Linked DNA regions of Homo sapiens: region 1 is linked to region 2. The links are chromatin contacts, found by Hi-C in ENCODE. All regions are on one chromosome and are shown on one strand. Each heading gives the region's core, a stretch centred on a gene start or an enhancer-like site at or near the end of the contact. The rest is flanking DNA. Distances are from core to core; before and after follow the strand shown. Region 1 has its middle 150 kb from the start of RIPOR2. Region 2 overlaps GPLD1 (glycosylphosphatidylinositol specific phospholipase D1).

Region 1 (5,865 bases), core at 582-3,081, 660 kb after region 2:
CCTGCCTCAGCCTCTTGAGTAGCTGTGATTATAGGCAAGCACCACCATGCCTGGCTAATTTTTGTATTTTTAGTAGAGACGTGGTTTCACCATGTTGGCCAGGCAGGTCTCAAACTTCTGACCTCAGGTGATCCACCAGCCTCGGCCTCCTGAAGTGCTGGGATTACAGGCGTGAGCCACCACGCCTAGCCTATTTACTTTTTAAAACACTTGAATGGTCTTGTAATGTTAGCTGTTCTCAGTCCCGCAAAAGTCGGGTTTCTGTCAGGCAACGCGTCTGCTTAATTTAGGTGTCAAAGAGAGTGTCACGGGATGCACGGTAGGACAGCTCCCAAACCCACAGGATATTCCTTACTTGCAAAATCACAGGCCCATTCTGCTCACAGCACATCAGGAATGACTTCCAGTTGGGTGGTGTGAGGGGGAGTTTTATTTGAAAATGATTCCAAAACCTGTAAGAGAGATAAAGCATGGGAATGTGCTCTGGAAACTTCCATGCCTGTTCCTTTGCCAGGATCTATTTGGTACCTGGTACTCTGTCCTCCCTGAGAGATAGTGTTTCTGTACTGTTCCAGCTGTTGATGTAGCTCAGAACTTTCAGGGTGTTGAATACAGACAGCTCCTTGAACGAGATTTTGTCTTATTTTTATTGTACTATGATGTTCCTTGCTTTAAGGAATCCTTATATGTGAAAATCTAGATCTATATCTTGTACACAAAAGCAACAGAATCTAGTATTAGTGAAGGTACAGGTAAATGTATTCTCTCATACATTATTTTTGGAAAGGTGAACTGGCTTCCCGAAGAACGATTTGGCAGAGGGCACTAAAAGCCTAGACGCTGTATTCATAGAATCCAGCAGCCCCGCTCCTAGGAATTTAACTTACAGAAGTCACTATGAATGTGTGCAAGACACATCCACATGATTATTTGCCATTGTTTCAAATAGTGAAAAGTTAGAAATGACTTACAGGTCAAAGAGGTTAAATAAAGTGCTAATATAGGTATGTGGTATCAGGTAAGCAGGCATTAAAAATGATGTAGGAAAATACAATACTGTGGAAAATCGCGTTGATAAACACACAGGTAGAAAAGTATGTATGGTATATGTGCTTGGAAGCAAAAAAAGAAAGATTAGCTAGACACCAAAATATCAATTATTATTTCTGGGTAGTGGGATTATTTGTAGTTTTTTCATTTAAAAATATTTTTTCAAATTTTTGACAGTGGATATGTATTATTTTTATAACCAGAAGAATGTTTAGTAAATTCACAAATCCCATTTTCAGAGCAACAAGATAAAGTGGACTGTGACTGCTTCCCAATATTTATGATGACATCTTATATTTGTGACCCTTGTTACCAAAACACAATAGAACAAGATAGAGTTTAGCGATTTCTAAGATGGAATTATTTTCTTAAGAAAAAAAAAATCCCCAAGATCCCCTCAAAAGTTGCCAGATTCCTTTCTTTCTAGAACAAGAGTTACGTATATGATCCGTTGAAAATGAAAAAAACTTGGAATGTCTTACAGCTGTTAAAAGATTTGAGGTTGACCTGGATGTCCCAATGTGGAAGGCTATCTAAAATATATTGATGAGTAAAAAATGCAAGTTGCAGAATATCTGTACTAGGATTTCATTTAAAAACAATAGCAACATCCCAAAGGTGGTGTGTGCTTTGCCAAAATTAAAAAAAAATAAAAACAACGGCAACAATAACACTCCCTCACTACCAACTATGTGGGACATCTTATTGAAAACAAATATATGTAGAGAAATGTTGCTATGTCCAGAAACAGGCCTGGGAGGATACACACTGAGCTATTATCAAAGCTTACCATAAGAGTGGGTGGAGGGAAGGGCAGGAAACAGGGTTTCCTGAGAGGTGCTTGGTGGGGTTACTTCCTTTTTATTTTACATAGCTCCACATTCTTAAGCTTTTTCATATCATTTAAAAACATTCAAAAGGAAATAAGTAAAAAAGAAATTTTAATAAATGCCTCTGCTTGCAAGCTCAGAGTACAAACTTTTGCTTATACATTTTAAATAATTAGAATTTTAAAATTAAATTTCTGCATTTTTTTCAGAGGATCTGTGGTAATGAGAAAAAGTACTCTTTCCTTTGGTGATTATTTTGCAAATATAAAAATGGCAAATTGCCCTTTCTGAATTTCAGTGCAAATATTCTAGATATGATCCTAAAGACTTAAACAGTTTTGAAGTGCAGGCAGACAGAAACTCAGTGGGCCATTCCCTTAAACCAACTAGCCCACCAAATTCTTGCTCAGAGGTGAGCACAGACAAAAATGTGATGCAGGAATTCACTAATTCAATGACCATGTCTTTGCCACACAAATACTCATTCTTGTCTTGGCAAACATACCCTTTCCCTCTTATAATGTATTTCTCTTTCTTATACCAAAACCCACTTCCAGAAGGGTGCAATAACACATTCACATGAATGTATAAATGACTCTTTAATGTTATACCTTCCTAACCAGATTTGCTTTTTAACAAACTAACAAAGGAATGAAGCTCTAATGGTGGAATCTCACACATTAGTCAGAATCTGGGGGCTTCGGCAGTCACTGACTGCTTATGCATATCCACAGCGTCCTCAGCAATGGCCTGGGGGCGCCAGGTGCTTCCAGACTTACAGGTGATGGTATATGTCAGGATCCCGCTGGAGCCGTGTTTGGAATCCTATATACAACTCATCCCAGAGTAGACCATTCTTCACCACGTGTCTGATGACATCCACCCGGCTATGGATCTGAAATAGACATGGAACCACTAGCAGGGGCAACCCAGGAAGCAGAGTATGGATCCCTCCTGTCCCTGGGAGGAGCAGCTGCCCATGATGGCAGAGGCACGGAGAGCCAAGGAGAAGAGTCTCTGGGAGCAGATATCACAGGCTGAGGAGAAAAGGAAAGATGCTAAGTGCAGCAGGACTCGAAAGAAGGAAAACAGGAAATGGATTAAGAGCAGGGGGAGCATCTGACTGAGAGCACAAACTGCAGATTCATGGGTTCAAATCCAGACTCTAGCTGTGTGATCTTGGTCACCGTTCTGTGCCTTGGCTTTCTCATCTATAAAATGAAGACAATAATAGAACATGCCTCATAGGATTGTTGTGAGGATGTATATAAAATACTTAAAGCCTGGCACATAGTAAGCACTCAAGAAATCTTTGCTGTTATCGTCATTCTAAAAGCCGAGTGTTCAAGTCTCCACCTGAACATTCAGAGGCAAAGCAGAGCCTGGAAGCTCACAACAGTCTATAGTTTCTGGCCTGTCATAGAACAGGATTACTTTAAATCAAGTGGTCAAGATCCTTATCCTTAAAGAATCCCAACTTTTAAACTGTTGAAGAGCCAAAGCAGCACAGGATTAGGAGACAAGCAGAGATGGTCTTGAGTCTCAGCCCTGCACTTACTAATTATGTGACCTTAAGCTTGCTAAGCCTCCGTTTCTCTATTATGAGACTGTTGAGAGAAAAAAATGAGATAACTTATATAAAGAAAATAAAGAGAAGTTATCCTTGGTTGCACATAGTTTTAACAATCCATCGGCACCAATGTTAGAGTTTAGAGGAGCCCTTTCAGTGTCTGCAACAAATTTTCTCCCGGTAAATATCATGCTAATATCAGTAGAGGCAAACTTTCCATAAGTGACAGGCTATTAAATGACACAGAATGATTGGAAGTTTGGCATTTTTAGATCTATTTCTCTTTTTTGCACCATTTGTATAAAACAATTATATCCATCGTGAACTGAGGTTACAAACATAGGGCAGAGTTTTGCTAATAGAGGTTTAGAAACATGATTCTACAATTTGGTCAGGTTAAGGTCGGCCTGGCTAAGATGCAGTACCAGGACCTGGTTCCTCCCAATGCAGGGTAAATGGCCTTTTTTGGCCTTTTAGCTGGGAGAGAAGCACACAGGAGAATTGGAAGTAGATTTAAGAAATATTTGGGGTGTAAAATGGAAAGGTCTAGATGACTGATTAGATTTGGGGATGTAAGGAAAAGGGAAGAACCAAAGATTACTCATTTGTTTCTAGCTTGACTGACTTGGGGAATGATATTACCAACGATCAGATAGAAAAAGGAAAAAGAACATTTTAAAGAAGGAAGATGAGGAATTGAACTTTGAACAAGTTGAAAATTATGTATTAAGCATTCAGAAATTCAGACAATTATATCTAGCAGGCAGTTGACTATTAAGAACCCAAAGCTTGACAGCACTGGAGGTAGCCAGAGAGCGCTCTGGGCTGGACATATGGATTATTTTTGGAGTCATTAACAGAGAAGTGATGTTAGCAGGTGAGTTTACCCAGGAAGAGACTTGGGAAGAACAGTGGAATGAACACAGAGTCCTGGAAGGAAACAAGAGACTTAAGCAGTGGCTGGGGAAAGAGGAACTCCAAAAGAATGCAAAAGAATATTCAGGAAAACAAGGAGGTACTGTCACTGGGCTAAGGAGAAGACTATTGGTTCACAATGACGGACAAATTGCGTGCATAACCTATCTCCTCTGCATTTCCAGATCCAACTAAAATGTTGCAAAGCAATTATACAGGAATAAACTGCCACATTGAAAAGAAAAGGAAGTGATTCATTGACAGGAGAATTCAACTAATTACGTGAATCTAGAAAGCATGCAGACAAGTGGAAACCGAAGATGCAGGGCAGAGGCTGTACAATCCCAGACAGTACATGGAGGGGTGTTCAGATGTGGAGGGAAGAGAAGTAGGTACTGCGGATGACAGGAGGGCAAGCACAAAAGTTATGTCCATGAGATAGCTGGCCCCTTCTCTACCCCTATATATGGCTCCCAGGTCAAATATATTTCTACAGTTCTCTCAATACATAGAATCAATTTTGGGGTAGGGGGAGAACAAGGGCAGGTAGTGTGTTTGTGATGCTGAAAGCAAGAGCCTCCACATTTTTGCACTCGGGGGTCCCCTAGCTGGCTTCTCTCCTCACCTTCACAGCTTAAAGCATACTGATGATCCTTTGGCCAAATACAGCCTAGCTCTCATTTCATGTAGTCTATAACTCTTTAAGAACATTGACTCAGCTTTCTACATTTATAACTTTGGGTATTTCACATGAAAATCCAGATTTCCAAGTTCTCTGGAAATTTCAGATCAGCCGGAGCTCAGCAGGCCTGCCCCCTTCTCATCCCGCATTCTACTTGATGCAGTCTGCCCCAGCTTCACCAGTTTATGAGATGTGCCTTGCACCAGTGTGCGAGCCCTCTGTAAGTAGAGCCTACTGGATGACAGATCCTACACCTATACATAAGAGCCCCAAATCAGCTGAAAAAAGTCTTTTTATCAGTAAATATGGACTAATCCTGTAATTCTTAAAAGTCACCCACAAAGAAAGGAGGATCAAGCTAGCATAAGTTTTCTTTAGAGCAACCTTGTCTATAACTGGAAGCCAAAGGAGCAATGCCTTCCGGTGTCTATGGAAAATGATTAGTCACCCAGAATTACATGCTGAAACTTACTTACACACCATGAGGCAGGAGACAGTTAAGCAGAAAGTCCCACATAGAAGTGAAGCAAGGAAGGGAAAGGCATGGGTGGGGTCTGGAGGCAGTGAAAGGTAGCAGATTTGCAGCAGAGCTAGAGAGGAGCCCTTCCAGGTCGGAGCAGGAGGATGGAGAGCTACAGGAGCCATGCATTTAAGAATGGAGAGTTAGTGTGATAGAAATGATGAGTTTGAAAGGCAATTAATACCTCCAAAAAGGTGGCAGGAGGGAGGCAATATGAGAAGTCTCCGGGTAGCAAGAAAAGGAGCTCTTCCACACATAGGCATAACCTCTTTAACCAAACCTCAGCATATAGAACTCT
Region 2 (5,460 bases), core at 1,755-4,254:
AAGGTGTGATACTGTCTTTGGAAGGCTCCTAAACAAATGTGAGCACAATTATTAACACCTTATTCTTCATGAACACAGACTGTTAAGCAGCACTAACCAATTTTATATTAAAAAGCTATTTATTTTGGTGAGTTATTCCAAGAGTTGTATACAGCTTTATTTTTTGGAATTGCAATATTAAAGTTGCACGTTGGATTTAACTCTCATGACTTTAGTAATACCTACAGAGGTGAGCTAATGGATGGTACATGGAGTAGGGACTGCAGAGACCCTAGTTTTGTCCCCACTCCATCTTCAAATAATTTTGGTCTCTTAGGTCTGTGATACAAAGGCATAAAACAATTCCTATCTTGAAGCCTTGAGAAAAGCTGTTACATATACGCAGATAGTAGCAAGACAGAAAATGCAAATATGTAAATGTCTTCTGATATCTTGAAATAAAGATAAATTTCAGTTAAACTTGTATAAGTTCAGATTTCTGTTAATGAGAAATTACAACCCTACAAGGTAAGGTCTTTACATTTTAGTTATTAAGCAGAATCAATGCTTAAAACTATAGTTAATACTTAGTGGAAAGAAAATTTAATCCATGTATCAGGATAATATATTAGACTGTCATGCATTAATTTTTTCCTGTATGCCAGGTTTTTTACATACGTGCCATATCAGTTGACCTTTTACAGTAGGAGTATAATTTACATTGTTTTTGACATTGGGGTTAGTATGGTTAAATGTCCTATAAACTTGAAGCTTGCTTCCATTTTTGTGGGTCTTAACCTCCACCTGGTGCTTGCTATTGGGTGTATTCAGGCATTGAGAAAAATATAAATCGTGAGGTAAATAATGGTCATGTTTAAACAGAGGCCTTATCATTTAGTGAAGCATAAAAACTGACACTATATAAATGCATCCGTCTAATGAAAAGACCCAGTACTGAGAAAAACATCCCTTTACTCAAGTGTCAGATGTCAGAGTGCTCTAACTGCTCAACTCATAAGTGAATACAACTAAGTAATTTCTGGTCCCCTAAAAATAACCATCCTTTTAATTAAAAGTAATTCTTCAGATAGGTTGGGCTACCAATAATTGTCCCTAAACAAAACCAAATGGCGCTTCCTTGTGCTTTTGCTGTGCCATAGGTTACTATGCAGCTAGCACATGTACCTCTTCCAGAAAAATGAGGTCATCCTGGGAGTGACCCAGAGATGCTCTCTAGGGATGTACCTCTTGATGTTCTTGTTAACTTTCCACTCTTCAGCTGGATTCCTCTTCCTGTCCCCTTTTCACCAGTCTCTACTCTTGAGAGAAGCTGAGAAGAGAAGGGCTCTTCTCATTTGTTATTTTCTCCTGCTTTTAGTATCATCTCACCCGTGGCAGAAGAAAGAGGTTCTTCCCAATTTAACACAAAATAAACTAGTTACTGTTTACAGATAATGCCCGCTAATGTTTACTGAAACTGAAACCCTATGATACATTCCATTCCCTTAAGTGTGCCACGCTGCAGGACTGACAAATGAAATCCATCCTACGAAAAACAGCCCAGGAACAAGCGAGGCCAAGGCCTGCTTTCCTCTCCGGCCCTTACAGTAGCGTGTGGCTCAGGCCACATCTTTTCCCTCTAGTTCTTTTGGCACAAGTTGTAACCTAATGCGACAAAGGTCCCTCATGAGATGGCTTAAAACTAGCAGTGTCGCTAGGCTCTTTAGGTGTTAGAACAGCCAACTCTACAAAAGTATTGGAGGGCACAGAAGGGTGATAGTCTTGGTTTTTATATTTGTCCTTCACTATATAAACATTGAAAAGGTATTAATCCTCATTAAGAAAGGATTATCGGCCAGGTCCTGTGGCTCACACATGTAATCCCAGCACTTTGGGAGGTCAAGGTGGGTGGATCACCTGAGATCAGGAGTTCGAGACCAGCCTGGCCAACATGGTGAAACCCTGTCTCTACTAAAAATACAAAAATTAGCCGGGCGTAGTATTGTGCACCTGTAGTCCCAGCTGCCTGGGAGGCTGAGACAGGAGAATCACTTGAACCTGGGAGGCGGAGGTTGCAGTGAGCTGAGATCACATCACTGCACTCCAGCCTGGGCAACAGAGCAAGACTCCGTCTCAAAAAAAAAAAAAAAAAAAAAGGACTATCATCCTTAGCAAACTAACACACGACCAGGAACAGAAAACCAAATACCAAGTATAGCATGTTCTCACAAGTGGGTGCTAAGTTAAAAGAACTTATGAACACAAAACAACACACACTGGGGTCTACTTGAGTGGGGAAGGTGGGAGGAACAGAAAAGATAAAACCTTCACATGTACCACTGAACCTAAAATAAAAGTTAAAAAGGACTAAGTCACAAGTGATTTGGAATGTGAGGTTATCCCTCACCCCCATGCTTTACTCTGTACTATTTTTCCTCCCTCAGTTTCTTTTTTTTTTTTTTTTCTGTATACTATGCTTTCTATTATACTTTGATTGGCATGGGCCAATCTGTTATTTTTAAGTTCAACTTTTTTTTAACTTTTAAGTTCAGGGGTACATGCGCAGGAAGTGCTGGTTTGTTACATACATAAAGGTGTGTCATGGGGGTTTGTTACACAGATTATTTCATCACCCTAAGTATCCATTAGTTATTTTTCCTGATCTCTCCCTCCTCCCACCTTCCGCCCTCTCATAGGCCCCAGTGTGTGTTGTTTCCCTCTATGTGTCCACGTGTTCTCATTTAGCTCCCACTTACAAGTGAGAATATGGAGTGTTTGGTTTTCTGTTCCTGCAATAGTTTATGAAGGATAATGGCCTCCAGCTCCATCCATGTCCCTGCAAAGGGCATGATCTTGTTCTTTCTTTATGGCTGAACAATTCTTTTTTTAAAAAAGGATGTTTTTAGGAGGAATTGTGTACAGAGACTGTTCTAACAGATAACCACAGAGGGACCTTTCCAGCCATTGGAAAGACATTCAAGAGGAAGAGGAAATAGGTTGTACAGCAGGTCTGACTACAGGCAATAAGTTGGGAAAGAAGAAAGGTTTAGATGCAAAGGGAGCGAGGAAGTAAACTGTGGAAGGAGACATGAGTAAGCAGAATGTCTGCTATTTCACATATTTCTGGTGCAGTCATATATTTACTGTATCAGATTTCCAGAGGGTGTGGCTGTTAGTGTGTCTCTCTACTCCCAGGAGCCCCATGTCTATCAGGATCTACCACCGCTCCACTGGATGTGCCACTTTGTCCATCAAAATGCTCACCATGGATGTGATTCAGCATGAGAGAGGTGGGCAGAGTGGGGAAATGCAGTGAAATCTTCAATCTGAGCCAAGGCTATAGACGTGAAGTGCCCCGGAGAGTCGGGCTCCCAAAGAACTCCTTCCAGCAGCAATGACGACTTGGTTCTGTAAGGGACACAAGACAGAATTCATGGCTCATTCATAACATCTATTGAGTTCCTATGGTAGTCCAGGCATCATGCTATGCTCTAGAAATATAAAGATGAATAAGACACTGGCCAGATCCCCTGGCTTGAACTCAAATGCCACTTTCCCTTTGTTTACAGACCGCTTTCTCACATCTATAAGTTCTGAAAACCGCAGCTAAGGATGCTCACCCCAATCCCTATTCTGGCACATAAATCATAAAGGAGAAGTAGGGCAGTGCATGCTTAGTTCTGGTACAATGTGGAAAACATATCTTGAATAGTAAGGACTTCCCCTAGAAGCTGGCTTTGTCAATGTGTTTAGCGTACCTCCCACCTACCCTGCTGCTTAAAACATTTTAGGACCCATCTTTCAGAATTGCCTTCAAAACCTGCTGCAAGTTTTTAAAACATTTTCTTCTTTTTTGAAACAGAGTCTTGCCCTGTCACCCAGGCTGGAGTGCAGTGATGTGATCTCAGCTCACTGCAACTTCTGCTTCCTAGTTTCAAGTGATTCTCATGTCTCAGCCTCCCGAGTAGCGGAGATTACAGGCATGTGCCACCACATCTGGCTAATTTTTGTATTTTTAGTAGAGACGAGCTCTCACCATGTTGGCCAGGCTGGTCTCGAACTCCCGACCTCAAGTGATCCACCCGCCTCGGCTTCCCAAAGTGCTGAAATTACAGATGTGAGCCACCATGCCTGGTCTTTAAATATTTTCAGTGGTGGCAAATCTTCATACTCCGAGGTCGGATTTGATTTGTGGAAACTGACAAAAGTTATTCTGAACCAAAGCTGGCACATGAGGTACGGGTGATCAAACTGGCTGACAGTATTTTGGTCAGAGCAGGATATGACAGTTTCTTATTTAATTTTGAAAACTACTGATGAAATCTAGAAATAATAATAATAGCTAAAATTTGTGGAGGTTGTATCATGGGTCAGACACTATGCTTAGCCCTGTGCTTATCTTATCCCTTAATACCCAGTGTCAATTAATAGGGAAAATCTACACTTAAGAAAACAGCATCAAATGGTACTTTATTCTCCCTCTCTTTCCCAATTTATGGAATTACTCATTTACTAAATTTGCCTGGCCTTCGGCTTCACTCTGTTTTGTCAGAGTCTAGTCATCTTTCCAGATGCAGCTCCGGGCCCATGATCTCTGCAGGCCCTTCCCTGACTCCACCAGCAGAGACTTCTGCTGCAGTTGCTGTCTGACCTCGTTTGGCTCTTGGTCATCATACACCAAACTGGATGGTCTTGTGGGCCTGCTGTATTTTCCCACCTAGACTACAAGCACCTGGGGCTGGGACCATGTCTCAGGTTTCTTTGTCTATCTCACAGGTGCTTGATACAACACTGCTCACTATACACTAAGTTACTGCTCTGCTGAGGCTCCTGAGCTGATGGAAGGCAGCCCCATGAGAAGTTTCTGAAATACAGAGACAGTGAGAGCACTACTTACTTAAGTAGACGCCGGATCCTAATTCTAGTTTGTTACGACTAATTTCATTACTGAATGCTCTTATGCCACAGAAAGGAAGGAATCTTCAGAACATAACTTGTACCCAAATCTCAGAAAAAGGCCACTCTGATCATCCTCTGATTGTCAATGCCCATTTTTGAAACATAACATCTGATTTATCTTTACACCCAGAGCGTTCAATGCCCCCAAGCTCAGGTATGTGCTGGAAAAGTGAAGTAATTTTAACACTAACCCAGGTAAACAATAATTAGGAAGGTACATTTGCAGTGTTTTACAAAAAGGAATAAAATATAAGTTACTTTTAGATTATATATACCACTACTCTCAACTGATGTAAGCTATAGTTGATATATGTATAGTTTTATATAATACATGGGTTCTTGACAATGCCTAATTTTTGAAACAAATAAAATTTTAGATATAAGCCAAGCTTGTCATATAAAGGATCCCTGTGATCAGACCTTCCGAGAATCTTCCCATAAAGTTAATAACCATATTTTTGTTATGTGGTTAATCCTACATTTTTAGACCTGCCTGTAAATGGGTCACTTAAATTATTGGCC

The links. Hi-C counts contacts between places; a loop is a spot of excess contacts on that map. Pooled maps may share reads with other maps.
Region 1: a map of naive thymus-derived CD4-positive, alpha-beta T cell shows a loop between it and region 2 (3-fold over the local background). The contact joins two enhancer-like sites. A Hi-C loop is called at or near these places in 5 of 168 maps with a recorded cell type or tissue (HepG2, K562, PC-9 and 1 more) and 13 of 50 pooled maps.

Annotation. Positions count from the first base shown.
Region 1 is chr6:25,084,125-25,089,989 of GRCh38, forward strand. It overlaps the pseudogene CMAHP. Among named protein-coding and RNA genes, the nearest start is that of RIPOR2, 150 kb to the left of the region's middle. Within about 2 kb of position 1,832, at least 4 of the 41 ENCODE cell types and tissues checked have a DNase peak (open chromatin) inside an H3K27ac peak, as active enhancers do.
Region 2 is chr6:24,425,732-24,431,191 of GRCh38, forward strand. GPLD1 (glycosylphosphatidylinositol specific phospholipase D1) reads right to left here. Exons shown (of 25, transcript NM_001503.4): 25 at 101-3,387. The coding sequence ends at 3,301. It overlaps MRS2 (magnesium transporter MRS2), which reads left to right. Exons shown (of 11, transcript NM_020662.4): 11 at 1-459. Among named protein-coding and RNA genes, the nearest start is that of MRS2, 26 kb to the left of the region's middle. Within about 2 kb of position 3,005, at least 2 of the 41 ENCODE cell types and tissues checked have a DNase peak (open chromatin) inside an H3K27ac peak, as active enhancers do.